2 separate regions of the Homo sapiens genome follow, and region 1 is linked to region 2. The links are chromatin contacts, found by Hi-C or POLR2A ChIA-PET in ENCODE. All regions are on one chromosome and are shown on one strand. Each heading gives the region's core, a stretch centred on a gene start or an enhancer-like site at or near the end of the contact. The rest is flanking DNA. Distances are from core to core; before and after follow the strand shown.

Region 1 (7,028 bases), core at 2,328-4,827, 510 kb after region 2:
CTCAGAGATTTCAATTCTCATTAAAATCCTGACATATTCACAACTCATTGCTTTCTTCCCAGAGAGTGCTGATGTCAGAAAGTTTTGGAGCAGAAATGAAAAAAGTTCTAGATGATGCTATGAAGATGACTTATCAAACATAATGCAATTCACTTCTAAAAATTTTTTTTTTTAAACTATGTGAAAACCTGGACAAGGCCCATATAAATCTCCTTCCACATGCGTAAATCTTATGGCTTAGCAGATCATTTTGGGGGAATCCAGCTGGCATGTCATGTCAGTACTCAAGCACCCTGTAAAGAGGTCTGTATGGCAAGGAACTGGGGCTGGCAGTAGGCAGCATCAGCTTGCTAGGCATGTCAGTGAGCTCCCTCAGAAAAGGATCCTCCAGCCCTAGTCAAGTCTTCAGTGGACTGCAGCCCCAGGTGATACCTTGACTGCAACCTTATGAGAGACCCTGGGTCAAAATCATCCAGCTAAGCTGCTCCTTAATTTCTGACCTACAGAAATTACACAAAATAATGTTTATTGACACTACGGATTGGAGTGAGAGAAGGTAATACAGATTCTGCTCCTTAACAGGACGCTTGACCTAGAAAGTGAATCACAGAAATACATTCAAGAAAACAGTAGCCCAGATTTTACCAAATTCTTTGAAGATAAAGAATGGCTGTGGAAACCAGCATTTTTGTTTTTTTTTGCATTGCTGTAAAGAAATGCCCAAGGCTAGGTAATTTATAAAGAAAGAGGTTTAATTGGCTTATGGTTCTGGAGGCTTTACAGGAAGCATGGTGCTGGCATCAGTTTCTGGTGAGGTCTCTAGAAGCTTACAATCATGGCGGAAGGTGATGGGGAGCCAGCATGTCACATGGCAAGAGTGGGAGCAAGAGAGAAATAGAAGAGGTCACAGACTCTTAAAACAACCACATCTCAAGTGAACTGAGTGAAAACTCACTTATCACCAAGGGGATGGTGCTAAGCCATTCATGAGAATTCTGCCCCCATGATCCAATCACCTCCCACGAGGTCCCATCTACGACACTGGGAATCAAATTTCAGCATGAGATTTGGAGGGAACAAACATCCAAACCATATCACCTACTTAACAGACATTTTCATCACATGAACTAGTTGAACAAGGATCTTCAGGCCCTGGAGAAAATCGTTTTACTTCGAGTGACAAGATTTTTGGGTTTAAATAAATATTGAATCTTTGGAAAAGTTATATTGCAAAAAGGGATCTTGAAATGTTTCCACTGCTGCTTGGACTTTAGAATAAGGAAGTCTCAAGTCTTACCGAAAACCACCGTGGGGAATTGCAGAACAAAACCGAACAATATTTTCCTTCCCCTGGAACACAACTGTATAACTACGTGAGGAACCCTTTCCTTGAATCTTCTCAGCCTGAGCACCTGGCTTTGAGAAAAGAGGAAGAACTTTGTGAATGTATGACTGTAGATATAAGATGAAATGTACTTATTTGTGTTTCTCCTTCTTTTTTTTTTTTTTTTTTTTTTTGAGACGGAGTCTTGCTCTGTTGCCCAGGCTGGAATGCAGTGGCGCAATCTTGGCTCACTGCAATCTCCGCCTCCCGGGTTCAAGCGATTCTCCTGCCTCAGCCTCCCAAATAGCTAGGATTACAGGCGCCCGCCACCACGCCCGGCTAAGTTTTGTATTTTTAGTAGAGACAGGGTTTCACCATGTTGGCCAGGCTGGTCTTGAACTCCTGACCACAGGTGATCTGCCTGCCTCAGCCTCCCAAAATGCTGGGATTACAGGCGTCAGCCACAGCACCTGGCCTGATCTGTGCTTCTACAAGTTTTGGATTTCTGAGAAAGAAGAGCAGCTTGACATTTTTAAGAAAGTAATAAACATTTTGACATACTTTAAAACTTCTTGTTCAAGCAAGCTTTTTCTCACTAAGTTTTAAGAGTAAAGACAAAAATCATCTCATTTCAGTTGAAAATGCAATCTGTGTGTGACAATCTCAAGTTCAATTCAGAATTGAGCAAATACACAGCAAAAGATAAGCAAAGGTTTCATACTAAATAGGTAATTTTCATTTTTTGTTTCAAAAATAATACACTTATATAGGCCCATAAAAAGACCAACATTCGTTAAAATCAAATTGCAGCATTTACTAAACTAAAAGAAAAAGAACAAGTAAAGTTTCCTCTCTCACTTATTTTGTTTTTTGTTTGTTTTGAGACCAAGCCTTGCTCTGTCGTCCAGGCTGGAGTGCAGTGGCGTGATCTCGGCTCACGGCAACCTCCGCCTCCCGGGTTCAAGCGATTCTCCTGCCTCAGCCTCCCGAGTAGCTGCGATTACAGGCGTGTGCCACCATGCCCGGCTGATTTTTGTATTTTTAGTAGAGAAGGGGTTTCACCGTATTGGCCAGGCTGGTCTCGAACTCCTGATCTCAAGTGATCCATCTGCCTTGGCCTCCCAAAGTGCTGGGATTACAGGCGTGAGCCACCACGCCCCGCCTACAAAGGTATTTTAAAATCCCATTTACAATAACCCTCTGAATTAGATAGGTACCAAGTTCCACCCTCTTCTAAACACGAGATCAAATATCAAGGTAAGGTCTCAGAGGGTTTGGGTGTAAAAGACTCCAACCAAATTTAATAAATGGGAAGTCATTACCTTTATTTGTGAGAGAAGCTTTGGAGAATGTGGGGGAAGCTGATGTCAAATATAAAGGGCTTAAAGAGAGAAGAGGGAGAGGAGCTTTCAGCACAGTCCAGTTCACAGCCCGTCGGTGCTCAAAACATACTTGAATACCTGGTACAAAAGATAAAAATGATGGTTTGGTTTTCTATAAGACAGCATAGTTTCTTTAAAATTACACACACACATGCATTGCTTTTCTTCCTTTAATTAGTTGAGACCATAGGACAAAAGAAGAGGCATAGTTGAGCGCGTAATGGTGCGAAAATCAAAAGGTTGGGAAGAAACAAGAAACTCAGATAAACGCTTCCGTCGGCTGTGACAGGTTCTGAGGCGCCCAGATCTACTGGACATAGCGCGGCTCAGAAGCCTCAGAGACCTGTCCGCACAGTTCCTGAAGTTAGCAACAAATTAGTGAGTGCTGTTGCGGGCCATTTTGCAGCCAGAGAAGCAAATGCGCAAATGCGCCCAGCCAGTCAGCACGGACTTCAAGAACCAACTTCATTCCTTGCAAGGTGCTTTAGTTCTGGCCGTTAGGGCGGCAACCAAACAGAAACCTGCCCCGCCTCTGGGAGAGAAGGCGGATCCCTAACGCCAGCTATCTCCAAGAGCAACATTGCCGCAGCACTTCCGGGACGTCGTGCTGCAAAGGACGCCGCTGTTATACGTCACTTCCACGGCTCAGCGTCAGGCAAGTTGGCCTCTCTGTTGTAAATTAGTGGTTAAGGTTATCTATTATTGCCACTTTTCCAGCGCTAAAGGCTGTTTTGGAACCAGTGTTGCTTGTTCCGCGGGTGATTGGCTTTTTTTTTTGGCAAACCAGTTATTCAAGTTTCTGGTCTTTAAAAAACTCTGTGGCGGTACGGTAACCGAGGAGGTTCCAGCGCGGCGGAAGTACCCCGCGGGTGGGTGTGTGCGCAAGGCCAGGGCCAGAGGGGCACGTGGCGCCGGTGAGTGGCCGTAGAAGCCGGAGGATTTGAAAATGCTGGACGTGGAACCCAACTGCCGGAGGGAGGGAGGAAGGAAGGGGATGCGGTGCGAAGACCTTGCTGTCTGTAGGGGGAGGAGATACTAATCATGGGGCGGCAAGGGTGGTGTGTGGTCGGTCGGCGCTCACGAGACCATGGAGAAGTAAACTCTTCACCCATCAGGTTGGTGGTCACTGGCTGTCTGACCGTGGGTGAGGTGACAGGGCTGCTTTTGTCTCCTTTATGGTGTTCTCACCGCAGCTCCGAGGGGTTGGAGTATACTCAGAGGCTACAGTGATCAGAAGACATAGGTCGTTTTTTTTTCATCAGGGAGGAGAGAGAATGTCTTTTCGAGGCGGAGGTCGTGGAGGCTTTAATCGAGGTGGTGGAGGTGGCGGCTTCAACCGAGGTGGCAGCAGCAACCACTTCCGAGGTGGAGGCGGCGGTGGAGGCGGCGGCAATTTCAGAGGCGGCGGCAGGGGAGGATTTGGACGAGGGGGTGGCCGCGGAGGCTTTAACAAAGGCCAAGACCAAGGACCTCCAGAACGTGTAGTCTGTATGCAGTCTTCAGTATTTAGCTTATTTGAAGGAGTAGGTGTGGGTTGGGGGTTTGTGTTGTTAGGCAGCAAGTTTGGGATACACAAGCCTGTGTGGAGAATGTAGCATGTAAGGGTGGAGTGGGGAGATCAAGAAAGCTGAGGGATACTTAGAATGCATCTTGGAGGTGGAACTTGAGGGTTGACAGGAAGATATTAAATAGGTAATCGTGAGTACTTATGCCTAATTCCCCGATTTTACAGATGAGAAAACTATGATTTAGAGTTAAGTTTTTTTGCTGGGGTCATAAGGTTAGTGATAAGTGATCAATTAGTGATATAGCTGAAATACAGGCTGGGTGCGGTGGCTCACGCCTGTAATCCCAACACTTTGGGAAGCTAAGACGGGAGGATCTTTTGAAGCCGGGAGTTAGAGACCAGCCTGGATAATAAAGCAGGAGACCCTGTCTGTACAGAAAAGAAAGAAATACAAAGCCAAGTATTCTGACTCCAAAGCCCATGCTTTCTGTTACTACTCAAAAGTAGATAAGTGAGAAAACAATTTGCTTGAGAGGGAAACTGCCAGAGAGGAAATCTAGAAAAACACCTATTTAGGGTAGTTTTAGAGTAATTAACAATGAGATGGGAATGGAAGTCACAGAAAGTGAAACTTACTACATTAAAGAGGAGAGAGGGTGAGTAGTGTCTAACTAAGAATGGCTTGGATGAGTATGCAGGATGGTTTGAAAGGAGCAGTTTCTAGAATAAAAGGTCCCAGCCCACAAGCTGTTGTACCAGTCCATACATGAGACCTTGAGAGCCTGAATCAGGATGGTGACAGTGAGGAAAAAAAAGGAAGGGTTAGATAGGAGAGAGATTTCAAAGGAAACAAAATCGGTAGAACTTAGCTAATGCTGATAATAAAGGGTTCCAGGTTTTGAGCTTGGGTGATAGGAATGAAGACTTGGTTTTGCAGGAATGTGGTATTTTAGTTTGGGGTGACAGTCTAGTTAGAAATAAAGGTAGTTATTTTGAGATTCCAGATGTCCTTGAAAACAATGAATCATTGTTAAAGAGGTGGTAGTGGGAATGGAAAAGTTCTAAGGCAAGAGAAAAAAAAAAAGAATGAAGGCTGATTCTGTTAGGCATTGAAGAAAAGGGAGAACCAAGAGAATGAAGCAGAGTTTTGAATCAGATAATAAGTTGTAATAACATAACTGTTACAGGTTGAATGGTGTCAGTGTGCCAGGCACTGTTCTAAGCACTTGACATTTGTTATTCCATTGAGTGCTTACATTACTGTATATTAGGTATAGCTATACATTATATGTTATTAGTGCATACTAAAAATGAGACACTGAATTAGAGAGAGGGTGGGTAACTTCTCCTAGGTCAAATAGCTAGTGTGTTGTGGAGTTGGTATACCAGCCCAGGAAGTCCTAAGACTGTGGTCTTCTGCCTCAGAGGAGAGCAGTTATGGTGAAGTCCCAGGTAGCCAAAAAGAAAGCTTCCAGAAGCAGTTGGTCAGTATCGTTTGAAATAGTTCTATGTTTTAACATTTTCTTGTCCTGTTTCAGTATTAGGAGAGTTCCTGCATCCCTGTGAAGATGACATAGTTTGTAAATGTACCACAGATGAAAATAAGGTGCCTTATTTCAATGCTCCTGTTTACTTAGAAAACAAAGAACAAATTGGAAAAGTGGATGAAATATTTGGACAACTCAGAGATTTTGTATCCTTTTTCATTGGAAGGCCTGATAATATTCAAAGGTTGCTATTTGCATTTTTCTGAGGAGGCAGTTAAGTATAAATTAAAGTTGTTGCTTCATTAAATTAGACAGGATTGCTACAGATTGGACCATGAAGGAGAATCAAGGGGAGAATGTATTCATCCATAGATATTAAAATGACAGACCCTAGAACGGTGACTTTTTTTTTGGAAAATTCTATTAATGATGGCCATTTGGATAAGTACTACAGGATTAAGTTGGCTGATTTGGATGTAGTGGTGCCACTGGAAATGTAGAATTAGAAGTTGTTTGGTGCCCCCACTACTCTGGAAACTCCTTCCTTCCTTTCTCTCTCTCTCTTTTTCTCTTTCTCTCTTTCTTTCTTTCTCTCTCTTTCTCTCTCTCTTTCTTTCTCTCTCTTGCTCTTTCCCTGCCTTCTTCCCTCCCTCCCTTCCTCCCTTCCTTCCTTTCTTTTTTCCTTTTTTTTTTTTTTTTTGACAGAGACTCACTCTGTTGCCCAGGGTGGAGTGCAGTGGCACGATCTCATCTCACTACAACCTCCGCCTCCTGGGTTCGAGCAATTCTCGTGCCTCAGCCTTTCAAGTAGCTGAGATTACAGGTGAGCGCCACCATGCCCGGCTGATTTTTGTATTTTTGGTGGAGGTGGGGTTTCACCATGTTGGCCAGGATGGTCTCAAACTCCTGGCCTCAAGTGATCCATCCGCCTTGGCCCCCCGAAGTGCTGGGTTTGCAGGTGTGAGCCACCACGCCCAGCCCCTGGAAATTCATTTCTTATCTTTCCTATATATATCCATACATTCTAACCTTGTTTTTGAAATTATACATGAATTCAGAACATTTGATATCATCTTTCATCTTAATTGCTCATTTGTTCCTTAATGAAAATAATAGTATTTTTCAGTTAAGTTGTCAGAAAACATGAAGGCTTCATCCTTTAAAAAACTACAGAAGGTGAGTCAAACTTATGATACTTGGGATCCTTGGTTTTATAAGGGAACGACCTATCTTAGGAAAGTCCTACTTGGAGCACTTGAGACTTTCCCAACATATCACTAGTAAAGCTCTTAAATTGAAATGTTCCATGCTATAAATATTGAACACAC
Region 2 (6,977 bases), core at 320-2,819:
CCCCTTACTCTAGTCTAAAGGTACCCTTACACATAACATAGATTCCTCTCAACTCTCAATTCCAAGGGCTCTGCATTCATAAATACCCCGGCACTGCATCCTTTACCAAAAATAAAGCTACTTTAAAAAAAAAAAGTTTAAACTTTTAATATGAAAAGATTCAACGTGTGAAATTATTGATTTTAAATTATATATGACATTATTTTACATTTAAGAGTGATTACCTTTTTTATATATTAATAACATCTATGACCCTAACCATCTTACAACATGTAAAAGATTTAACAGATGCTATCTCTGCAAGAAATATTCTCTCCACAATTGGGTTTGACTTAGGACAACTAAAAAGAGATAAAATGCCCTTTCCGAACCCTTTTAGACCTTCCTATGTGTTTAACACGCAAACATTAAGAGAGAGTGAGGGAAGATTAGAGATAGGGATGGGGACATCAAGGGATGTGCACATATAAATATATGCTACAGTGAGCATAGATCCTTGGCCAACACATGCACGCGCGCGCACACACACAGCCACACCAAGTATGGGTACAGTAAGGGTAGCGGCTAGTCATGCACACAGAGTCACGCTTGTACAAGATGTTACCCACGTGCAAAATACCCCAGCCTCTCACACCTGAGCCAGAAGTCGCTCCACTTTCTCTTGCACCATAGTCTTGAGGTGATCCAGGGTATCAGGCAGCAGATGAATGGAAGGGGCCCCTTTGGCGGATTCGAGAGCGGCGATCCTCGCCTGGAGGTCGTTGGTTTTCACACCCAGGTACAGGCAAGACACCACGGCCACCACTGACAGGAGGGCCGCCAGGACGGCACACGGGGGCATGGTCCGGGCACAATGCTGTTCGGCAGGGGTCGGGTCCTCGGATCTGGGCTCCCGGCCCCCTCCTTTCCCTGCGTGCTTCTTCAGCAGCATCGTGGCGGGGTCGGCCGTCTCGGCTTCGCTTCCCACCCTCTACACCTCAAATAATCCTAAAAGGAAAGAAAAAGGTCGATTCCTCCAAAGTTCAGTCCCTGTGGCTGCACAACTAGTTGGTGGAGTCAAGCCCACGAGCGGATACGGACCCCTGCCTTGCTCAGCGTCCAGACCCGCAGGCGTGCACCATCCCCGCTTTCTTCTCTCCTCCCAGCTGGAAGTGAAAAGCACCCTCCGTCCGGGGACTGGGTGGCGGTGGGGTAAAAAGCAAGACGAAACCCACCCAGACAGCTCTTCCGACTCCCAGAGGACCGACACCTCTTTCGAGGGCCCCAACAGTGGCCGCTCAGGGTCCGAGGGCAACGGCCGAGGCGCCACGCGGGGCCGCGGCTCGCCCTGGCCACGGAGGACCGGACCTGTTGCGCCTCTGTGAGTTTGCCTTATTTCTACCTACTCGGTGTCTTTCGGCACGCCGACCTGTTTCCCACCTGCATTCAGTTCAAGGCAAAAAGGCTGTGAGAGCACGCTACAGCGCAGCGCGAAAGGGGCGACTAAGGTGGAGAAGAGAGAGGAAAACGAAATAAACCCAAGGAACCAATGCTACTCGCGAAGCCGAAGTCGCGGCTGCCCGAAGGATCTCCGCAGCCCCGCGTGCGCGATCCTTAAATACCCTTCGCGATGCTCGCGTGAGTGTGTGTGTGAGTGTGTGAGTGCGCGCGCGCTCCGAGCACGACGTCCCTCCCCCGACCCCCTCCCGGCGCCCGGCGTCCGGCCTGCCGCTCCCGCTGCTGCGCGCCCCCCTTCCGAAGGCAAAGCAGGAGCCCGCCTTATTATCATAATGTATTCACCTTGGCCCAGCCCGCGGGCCGGCCCGGGGAACCCCCAAGGGAGGCGGGAAGCTTGGGTGGGAGCGGGGCAGGAGGTCTGTTATTAGCATAATGTATGCAAATAGCTGGAGCGGCCACCGTGATTGGAGAGGAGCCTGGCGACCCCTCCCCCTGCGCGGAGTAACTTCAGCATCTCCGAGGGCCACCTCTCTGGCCTGGGCCGGGGCCGAAGCGGGGTCGGCTGCGCAAGAGGCGGCAACTTTGGCTTATACTGACTCAGCCCAGCGCCCCCTTTTTATCCCACATAAAAATGGAGAAATGGCCTCCGGGAGGAAGATGTGAAGCGGCACGCTCTATCTCTACTGATCTTCACTCAAAAGCAGCCGCAGGAGCTGTTGCTATCTCGCTGTGGTGCAGCGCTTTTCCCTCCTCCCTCACTTTCCCACATGCCCAGAGGCAAAGTGTCTGGCCGACGTCTGAGGTACATTTCCCCACTTCCCTTCTCTTCCCACTGCAGCCCTCAGATTGTCCAACGAGGGGAAGTTTTCCTTCCCCTCCCCCAGTTTCCTTGTCTTGACGGCACTGAGTCTCCTCCCAGCTCTGTATTCCTAGTCTGTACTAGGGTGCTAATGTGTTTTCCTGATTCCCTGTTTTGCGGGATTGGAAAAGGGAGTGTTGAGGTATACACATTTCTCAGGATTTAGGAAAGGAATGAAGAATGAAGTCAGTTTTTCCTTTTACCTGACTCTTAATGCTGTTCTCTCTGGATCAAATTACAAGGTCTCTAATGGGATTTTGGAAAGTTGGTAACAAGTAGCATTTGACATCTAATTGACTTTGGGGAAAACAGAAATCCCACCTCTTATTCCAAAGAGTTCCTTCTTATCTCCCTATAAAAAAAAAAACCATATATTTTTCCTATTCTCCTTAATTAAGCTAACCTGAAGTCGTTGCTTACTATTGTAAACAGTCAACAAAATACTTCACTAAGTTGGTCTTTCACATGTGTAAACGGATATTGCTAGGTGTGAAGCAAGGTAAGGAAATAACAGCATTAGAGGAAGAAAGAGACTAACATTGGAGGAAAACTCAATGAATTTGGCTATAAAGTCAAAACCATAATTCATTTGTATTACACAGTGGTTCTCAAAGGATGGTCCTAGACCAATAACATCAGCATCACCTGAGAACTTGGACATTAAAATTCTAGGTTCCTACCACAGATCTGAATCAGAAACTGCTACTACCACTACTGAAATAATAATTTTAAAAAAAACAGCAATCTGTGTTTTAACAAGCCCTCCAAATGATTTTGATATATACTACTAAAGTTTGAGAACCACTGGTATAATACTTTCCAAAATATTTTCAAATACTTTTTGTATTTGAACCTCATAACCCTGCGATGTGAGGATTTACTGTTCCTCTTTTAAATATAAACAACGTTTTTAAATAAATTTTAAAACAGATAAATTTCAAGTCACATTTAATTGTGATTAAACATGTTTCCAATAACAGGACCCAAATAATGGGTACAAATATTTTAATGTACAAACTCTTTCTGTAACCTCTAGCTGTTCCTTAGTCTCATTTGCAGGCTTTTCCTCTTTCATTTCTCTGAAAGTTGGTGCTCCTTGGGTCTCTGTCTATTCCATCTTCTCTGTATACTCTCTCCAGTAGAGTTCCCATTACACTGATGAGTCATAAATTCATATCAAAAGCCCAAACCTCTCTCCTGAACCTCAGATCCATATAGCCAGTTGCCTCTTTGTCATCTCCGTTTGGATGTCTCACTCTCATTTCCAATGTAACCTGCAGCTTACCTCCAAATTCTGTCTGCTTCCTCTGTTTCCCATCTCAGCCAATGGAGTTGCCATCCATCCAGTCTCCCCAAGCCAAAATACCCAGTTGCCGGCCCTGACTTCTCCCTTGCCCTCCTCTCCTCATCTATTTAGAGTCCTTCAATAATTCTGGTTGTCCTTAGGACAAAGATCTTACATCTTTCAACCCCCACAACAAAGCCCCCTGTCTACCATCTCACTAGCCTCATTGCTCATTCTTCCTCTCAAACTCTCCACATCAGTTTCTCTGAAGTATGGAGACAATGAGAATAAAGAGCTTTTTCTTTTGGACAACATACCACTCTTAAAATTTCAGTAGAAAAGCCATTTTCTGTCTTGACTGATGCCTACAGTAGGTTACACATTTAATTTGGATGATGCAATGTTCTTATAGCATGCTTTGTGTAAATTGGCCATGAGAAGGTACATTAACAACTCTGGCAAGCCTTCAGCACTATTAGATCTTAGTAGAGAGATAGAGTTGGAATTTTGTGGCTTTGAGATCTTTATCCAGAGGATTAGATTTGCTTTATGTCTTTGGTGGGCACAATACCTCAGAAATTTACCAGCCATTAGCGCTAAGATTTCAAAACCTGGTAGACTCTCTGCATCAAGCACAGAGAACGTGTGGATCAACAAAGCTCTGAGGATTTGAACGCATGCTGTTCTGTAGATTGATCAAAGCATAGTTATTTTGGTTCCCATGTGGAGGCTTCCAAAAAAGTAAAAATAGTACTAAAAATGCTATAGTCTAGCTGACTCCAATTTGCCTGACTAATATCAATGGTATTAATAGTAAAATGCAAACAGCTGGCTATAGGACAGGTATGCAGTGGGAAGAATAATGGACACCCAAAGATGTCCATGTCCTAATCTCCAAAACAGTGAATGTGTTACCTTGCATGCTGAAACAGATTGGCAGATATGATTCAGTTAAAGATCTGGAAGTGGGGAGATTTTCTTCAGTTATGTTGGTGGGCCCAGCGTAGCACAAGGGACCTTCTAAGTGGGAGGGAGGGTCTCAGAGTGAGAGGCAATGTAACAACAAAAGCAGAGGTGAGAGTGATGTGAATACTGGTGTAGAAGATGGAAGGGAGTCACAAATCAAGGAATATAAGCAACTTCCAGAAGTTGCAAAAGATGAGGAACAAGTTCTCCTCTACAGCCTAGAGAAAGAACACAGCCCTGCCAACACCTTGATTGTAGGACCTCTGGCTATCAGAACTATAATTAATGTTTGTATTGTTTTAAACCACTAATTTGTGATAATTTGTTACAAGAGCAAAGGAAACCAATATCATCGCAATCACAGGAAATCAATGTTCATCTGCTACAGCATAAGTGATATTGGAACCACCATAATGCCCTATAACTCAAGCAGGCCCTGTAGTAACAAAGCCCTGTCTGTCAAATGTTTATACATTTCTATTTCATTGATATGCCCACTGGGAAAGGATCAGAGAGATATGCCCTCTCTCATGTCATGTAAAATTAGGATGCCCTTTATGAAGGCATATTAAACTGAATAAAATAATTTGTTTCCTTGATTCCTCCCATTAATGCAACTCAAAAACAATAAATCATCCAAGCTGTACAGTCACTGTCATCTCTCCTCCCTACTAATGCTAGCCTAGCCAGGATCCTGACCCAGGACTCAGCATTGCTACTGCTTGTTTTGTTTATTTATTTATTTATTTATTTTGAGAGTGCATCTCACTCTGTTGCCCAGGCTGGAGTCCAGTGGCATGGTCATGGCTCACTCCAGCCTGGACCACCTGGGTTCAAATGATCCTCCCACCTCAGCCTCCTGGGTAGCTGGGACCACAGGTAATCACCAGGCTAATTTTTTATTTTTTGTAGAGATAGGGTCTCACTGTGTTGTCCAGGCTGGCCTCGAACTCCTGGACTCAAGTGATCCTCCTGCCTTGGCTTTCCAAAGTGGTGGGATTACAGGCATAAGCCACTGCACCCAGCCCACCACTAGTACTATTGTTACCAATCTCCATGCCAGAAAAAATGAAATAAAGACTAATGACAGAGAGGCACATCAGGAAGTTTAATAAAGAAAGCACCTGGAGAAAGAGCAAGAAAAGATAAAGCAGAAAATTGAGACAGAAGAAAGGAGCTTTTTAAGTGGGTAAAAGTGTTCATTTTTAAAAAAGAAAAAGACATAATCCACTCCTGTATACCTCTAAGAGGCTAATCTTTAAAGGAGATAAAGCATAGAAGTGAGGAACTAACGTATATTAAAATTTCTGATGGTTTATGTGTATTTAGAAAGATTATCTGCCCAAAGTAAACAGCTGAGATAATCATGGTATGCTCTTTTTAGATATTAACTACATTGCAAAAAAAATTTTAGTTTCATTAGAAAATATATTTTAGCACCATTAGTTTTTGAGGCTTGGGTTTTTATAACCACAATTTTAACCTAAGTTCACCAACAAAGCTATCAAGCAGAAGCGAATGTATGAAGAGATTTGTGGCCATCTTTTTTTTTTTTTTTTTTTTTTTTTTTTTTGACACTGAGTTTCACTCCTGTTGCCCAGGGTGGAATGCAATGGCATGATCTTGGCTCACTGCAACCTCTGCCCCCCGGGTTCAAGCAATTCTCCTGCCTCAGCCTCCTGAGTAGCTGGGATTACAAGGCATGCGCCACCACGCCCAGCTAATTTTGTATTTTTAGTAGAGACAGGGGTTTCTCCATGTTGGTCAGGTTGTCTCGAACTCCCAGCCTCAGGTGATCCGCCCACCTCAGCCTCCCAAAGTGCTGGGATTACAGGCGTGAGCCACCACGCCCAGCCTGTGGCCATCTTTATATACCCACAACCACCAGTTACGTCCACTAAGTACCTTAATAAAGAAAATGGGAGAATACACTGTGTATAGTATTAAGCATGTTATTTTATATTCTTCAGATGGGAACGTGAGCTCATGGAAACATCTTTTAAGAAGACAAAGTTTCCTAAAGGGAATGGAGTAGGCAGCAAAGAGTTAAGTGAACTGAAACTTAAAAGATGCAGTTCTCCCACAGCCAGGCAAATTTCAATAAATCATAAACAAATTATAAATATCTTTAGGAGCAGAAGAGCAGAAAAGAAGGATTTGACTCTTAGTGACAGGCTGAAAAATTCTTTTTCAAACAGATCAAGGAACTGATCCCATTTATACAAGCCTGGTTAAGCAAGGGGCTTACAACTGTATGAATGCAATAATCTGGATAATACAAGCCCTCCAAAATATCAATCCTCTGTGCAGAGTCAGTTTTATGTTTGTTGTTTGTTCTTGTTTTGTTTTATTTGGAAGGAGGAGGTATTTTTTTTCTTCAAATCTTAAATAACAAGTTAATAGCCCCACTTAATGGGTTCTTCCCCAAAA

What was found. Hi-C counts contacts between places; a loop is a spot of excess contacts on that map. ChIA-PET counts read pairs that join two places held with the same protein, here RNA polymerase II (POLR2A). Pooled maps may share reads with other maps.
Region 1: a map of naive thymus-derived CD4-positive, alpha-beta T cell shows a loop between it and region 2 (5-fold over the local background). The contact joins the promoter of GAR1 here to the promoter of COL25A1 in region 2. A Hi-C loop is called at or near these places in 1 of 168 maps with a recorded cell type or tissue (naive thymus-derived CD4-positive, alpha-beta T cell) and 3 of 50 pooled maps. POLR2A ChIA-PET finds 5 or more read pairs at or near these places in 1 of 52 experiments (WTC11).

The regions. Positions count from the first base shown.
Region 1 is chr4:109,812,185-109,819,212 of GRCh38, forward strand. It overlaps GAR1 (GAR1 ribonucleoprotein), which reads left to right and starts at 3,578. Exons shown (of 7, transcript NM_018983.4): 1 at 3,578-3,620; 2 at 3,969-4,194; 3 at 5,752-5,906; 4 at 6,817-6,876. The coding sequence starts at 3,981. GAR1-DT (GAR1 divergent transcript) reads right to left here and starts at 3,198. Exons shown (of 2, transcript NR_186620.1): 1 at 2,647-3,198; 2 at 735-1,416. RefSeq lists enhancers at 2,954-3,053, 3,224-3,623, 3,634-3,683, 4,034-4,083, 4,254-4,323.
Region 2 is chr4:109,301,089-109,308,065 of GRCh38, forward strand. It overlaps COL25A1 (collagen type XXV alpha 1 chain), which reads right to left and starts at 1,570. Exons shown (of 38, transcript NM_198721.4): 1 at 1,081-1,570; 2 at 635-987. The coding sequence starts at 931. COL25A1-DT (COL25A1 divergent transcript) reads left to right here and starts at 1,947. Exons shown (of 3, transcript NR_160939.1): 1 at 1,947-2,239. RefSeq lists an enhancer at 1,642-2,424.